Linked DNA regions of Homo sapiens: region 2 is linked to region 1. Evidence: read pairs that join two places in POLR2A ChIA-PET (ENCODE). Cell type or tissue: OCI-LY7. All regions are shown on one strand.

Region 1 (2,500 bases):
GACACAGAACATCAGGACGGCTCCGTCCCCGTGCAAATCCGTCATGTCGGCCTTTTATAGTCCCACACACACCGCTAATCTGTTCTCTATTTTTGTGATTTTGTATTTCAAGGGTGTTGTGTGCATGGGGTCATGGAGTGAGTGGCCCTTTGGGGTTGGCTGTTTTCCTTCAGTGTGATTCCCTAGAGCGTTCTCAGTCCCGCCAGTCAAGTTTCTTCCTTTTGCTGCTGAGTGGTATTTTGCGGCCTGGCTGGCCTGCAGCTTGTTTAACCATTCACCTGTTAAAAGACACCTGGGCTGCGTCCAGATTTTAGTTGTTACAAATAAATGTTGCTCTCAACAGTCCTGAGCAGGTTTTTGTTGAATATAAGTTTTCATTTCTCTGATATAAATGCCCAAGAGTACAACTTCTGGGTCATAGGGTAGTTACGTATTCAGCTTTATTAAAAAGTGCCTGTTTTCCAGAGTGGCCATACAGTGGTTTTTGTTTGTTCTTTTAAATGACTTAACAATGGAAGGAAAGACGCTTCTGCATGGCCTGGCATAGAAAGCCCATGGAGAGCCGCCCTGTGGGTGGGGAAGCGGGTGACGGGAGCCCCACTGCTTACCAGAAACCCGAGTGAAACTGCGTCTTTCCAGTCCCAAGATTCTCCTTTTTTGCTAAAGGCATCAGAAGAGATGAAAGCATTTCTACCACCCACATTTCGAGGACACTCCTAGCTTTTACTTTAGAGTTGGGAGAGAGGTTTGGTTTTCATTGTCATTTAAATCCTGTTGGGTTTCAGCAGAGCCTGATCTTTAGGGCCCTGGGTGCAGCTGTTGTCTGGAGATGCAGATCACTGTCTGCTGAAAAGAGCCCTCCTGCTGGGGTTAGGGATCTCCTGATTGAGGCATGGATCCAAGGGCTTCTTTCTTTGTTCTCTGATTCCCTGAGGCTCTTCCTTGTGTGTGTGGTGCGTGTGCACTCGTGTGAGCGCACCAGGAACTATGACAGCAATCAACGGGTATGACTGGGGGTGGGGAGCAGAGGCAGCATGGCCAGGAATCTATACTCGAGCTACTAAGAGGAAGGAAGTCGCAGCAAAAATAGCCTGGGTGGGGTGGTAGAAAATATTAAGGGGAAAATGAGATGACTGGGGTGGCGTTGAAGAAGAGCTGCTTAAAGAGAAACAGGGACACACGCTGGGTAAGGAATCGCATGCTGTTGAAACTGACGGTGTGGAAGGAAAGTGAGGTGGCGGCGGCTGGGCTGTGGTAGAGGAAGCCGATCACCAGTGAGTGAAAAGGGAACTAGGGTACCCACGCGTTTGTGTTTTTTATTTAAACTTTGGCTAAGTTTTGCTAGGAGCGTTTTGCCTTTTTTTCTCAGACCTTCTACTCCTGTCGTTCTCCCCTAAGTTCTGGGCATGTGGCTTCTTCTCTACCTACCAGGGTAGCCTGTCATTGCTTTAAAGGACAAAATGAAATCCCTGATGGGCAAAATATGTCCCCCCTCTTCCCCCAGCTTTTGGTCGGCTTTGCTCACCCACCAACAGCTAGGAGCTGGAAGGCTCAGAAGAGCTGGGGTGGGCATGGGAGAGACAGAGGAACCCCGGTGGCTGGAAACACAGTTCCTTCCCAGGGTCTCTTCAGCTTGCTGGTTGGACCTCTTAGCCTGCTTATGAAGCCTGAATTGACATCATGCCAACTGGTCTCCTGCTGATAAGTGATTCCTTAACTTCCTCGGGAGCAGCAGAAACTTGTTTTGAAAAAAATCAGATTCTAAATCTTTACAGCTGTTTACTTCTGCAAGCACAATGGCCGTAGTAAGGAATTCAAGTCACAGCGCAGCCGTGGCAGGGAAGGCTCTGCATGGAGTCACAGGACAAAGCCTGTCCTGGAAACGTGCTGGAAGGAAGTCGGCCTCATTCTTTACGACGGGCAGCAGCTCCAAATGAGAAACCAAGGGGCTTGGCTCTGGGTCAGTAGCATCTGCCTGGCATGCGGTGCCAGCTGTGGAGACCAGTGAGGTGGCAGCAGCTGCACTGGGCTCCTGGGGTGTGCGTGGGGACCTCAGGGGTTTAGGAGCTGATATACTTTTGGTTCTCATCATCTTGTGTGTTCCTTGCAGACACAGAATGTTCAGCTTAACAAAGAAATGACACTTGCCAGCAACCGGAGCCTGGCAGAAGGAAACCTTTTGTACCAGCCCCAGCTGGACACGTTGAAAGCACGCTTGACCCAGAAATACCAGGAACTCCAGGTTCTCTTTGAAGCCTATCAGATAAAGAAGACCAAATTAGGTAACTTTTTAAGGGTGATCATTCGAGAATAAAGAGTTGAGAGAAGGACACATTTTCAAGCTATTGCCCTACCAGGAAAGAAATATTACGGAAAAATTTCAGGTTAAGATAGCGACTCTACTGCAATGAACAAATAGCTTATGTATATTATTTATTTATTTTTAGAGACAGGGTCTTGCTCTGTCAGACTGGAGTGCAGTGGCGCAACCATGGCTCAG
Region 2 (2,500 bases), 110 kb after region 1:
GATTACAGCGTGAGCCACTGCACCCGGCCTCTTTGGTCTATTCTTAGCAGAGCAGCCTAAGTGATGCTGCTGAAACAAGTCAGACCTTATCACTCTTCTGCTTAAACTCCTCCAAGAGCTCATCATCTAACTAAGAGCAAAAGCCAAAACAGCCCACAATGCCCTACCCGTTGTGGTCTACTCTGACTTCATATCAAACTCTTCTCCGGTCCTTCAATAAGCTCCAGACACAAAGGCTTCCTTGCTGTTTCCTGAATATACTAGGAAAGCTTCTACTCAGGGCCTCTCCTCAGGCTGTGTCCTCTGCCTAGAAATGTTCTGCCAGATACCCAAATGACTCATTCCCTCAGTTCCAAAATAATCAACTGCCACCTTTTCAGCAAAATCTTCCCTGGGTACTACCTAAAATTTCAAATTCCTTCCCACCAATTCTTATCTCCCCCTTTCCTGCTTATTACTGTCTACATACTATGTTTTGCTTATTTAATCTGTCTCCCTTTCTAGAATGTAATTGCCACAAGAGTAGGAAATCTTTTATTGGCTTATCCTCAGAATCTGCAACAGTGTGTAGCATATAGTACACTTACAATAAAAATCAATATATATTTGCCCCTAAATCATTTACTTTTTTTAATTTTGTTTTTTTGAGACAGAGTTTTGCTCTTGTTGCCCAGGCTGGCGTGCAATGGTGCCATCTCGGCTCACTGCAACCTCTGCCTCCCGGATTCAAGCGATTCTTCTGCCTCAGCCTCCCGAGTAGCTAGGATTACAGGCATGCGCCACCACGCCCAGCTTTGTATTTTTAGTAGAAACAGGGTTTCTCCATGTTGATCAGGCTGGTCTTGAACTCCCGACCACAGGTGATCCACCCGCCTCAGCCTCCCAAAGTGCTGGGACTACAGGCGTGAACCACTGCGCCCAGCCAATCATTTACTTACTTTTTTTTTTTGAGACGGAGTCTTGCTCTGTCACCCAGGCTGGAGTGCAGTGGCACGATCTCGGCTCACGGCAAGCTCTGCCTCCCAGGTTCACGCCGTTCTCCTGCCTCACCCTCCTGAGTAGCTGGGACTACAGGTGCCTGCCACCACGCCTTTTTTTTTTTTCATTTTTAGTAGAGATGGGGTTTCACTGTGTTAGCCAAGATGATCTTGATCTCCTGACCTTGTGATCCGCCTGCCTCAGCCTCCCAAACTGCTAGGATTATAGGTGTGAGCCACTGCGCCCGGCCCATTTACTTTTTTATGTAAGAAAGTTGATATTCAGACCTATCCTATCTCAGAGAGAACTTAAACAGCTAACAGATAAATGTTAATTCTGTAATATCCTACTAAAGGAGGACTTTCCTATCTTTAGAATAATGCCATACATGCATTTGTCTCAGGTACAGAAGTTTAATGCAAGAAAAAAAATGTTCATACCTACAGTAAGTTTTGCAAATTCATTTGGAAAATTCTTCTCTAACCATTGTCTACATTTAGCAACATCAGGCATATATTCACAGTACTAGGAGAAAAAAAAAGAACTGAGTCACAACAAAACATTTTCAGTCAAACAATATGTCGTAATTAAAAATCACCCCCTATACTTGTTAATACAAAGAATAAAACAAACCACTCCCATCTGACTTCTTATCCACAGGAAATCTGTATTCAACCACGATATGTCCCATAAAAAATTAGATATTAAGAAGGATTAGGTACCTCTTCACAGTACCAATTTATTTCTTCTCCCTCTATTTCTTGCTTTGAGCACATAAGTGCCTCATTTTCATGACTTGCTCATAGAGCTGGACTTAGAAAGTCTTACACATAATTTATACTGCCCTTTCTTTCCTCTGCTCATTTGTATAGATTTTGGCATTAAGGTTACTCTTATTTTATTAGCTGACTATTCATAAGTCCCATGCAAAAATCCAAACTGCACAGCCATGTGCAAAAGATGCACATGTATGATTTAAGGTCTAAATTTAGGAAAGAATATATAAGACCAAAAAATTACTCTAAATCAAAGTTCTCTATAAAAGGTTAAAGCTTTACTATCAAATAATCAAAAATGAAAAATAAAAAAAAATTCTCAAGGTAGCTTTAAAACCAAGAATAACTTCAAATACATAAGGTAAAAAAAAAAATTAAAGAACTTACCTCTGTTGGTAATGAACAGACTGAGGAAGTAAAAAGAAAAAAGATTTGAAATGTTAAACCTATATGTACACACATACACAGGGCTTATCCTTACTTTTATATTTGAGAAAATGCTTCATTTTTACATTTTCCCTATAAGTTTTCTATACCACTTTTCAAATGCTACTCTTCAGTGTTTTTGGGGTAAAAGGCACATGGTTATTTGAGATGATACTATCTTGACTTTTTCATCTAAAGAGTGTCTCCATCAGCTGATGGAACATCAAAATATGCTATTTTGTATATAATGAGGTCTTACCATAACCATTTCAGTGGGTCAAAAAATTAAGCTAAGACACGAACAATTTCCCATACATCAG

Evidence for each region. ChIA-PET counts read pairs that join two places held together with the same protein. Peaks named below come from ENCODE experiments on the same cell type or tissue, not always from the same donor. Only the 100,000 strongest peaks of a DNase experiment are listed, where the experiment ranks them.
Region 2: POLR2A ChIA-PET joins it to region 1 with 6 read pairs; 6 of 35 experiments call an interaction of 5 or more read pairs at or near these places.

What each region holds. Positions count from the first base shown.
Region 1 is chr12:122,870,672-122,873,171 of GRCh38, reverse strand. It overlaps VPS37B (VPS37B subunit of ESCRT-I), which reads left to right. Exons shown (of 4, transcript NM_024667.3): 2 at 2,111-2,282. Among named protein-coding and RNA genes, the nearest start is that of VPS37B, 24 kb to the left of the region's middle. RefSeq lists enhancers at 462-968, 770-1,059, 969-1,476. In OCI-LY7, no CTCF peak of the experiment used is centred here; a DNase peak (open chromatin) is centred at 1,071; H3K4me3 peaks cover 2,020 bases; H3K27ac peaks cover 1,528 bases.
Region 2 is chr12:122,761,848-122,764,347 of GRCh38, reverse strand. It overlaps DENR (density regulated re-initiation and release factor), which reads right to left. Exons shown (of 8, transcript NM_003677.5): 3 at 2,142-2,161; 4 at 1,419-1,503. Among named protein-coding and RNA genes, the nearest start is that of DENR, 10 kb to the right of the region's middle. In OCI-LY7, no CTCF peak of the experiment used is centred here; no DNase peak of the experiment used is centred here.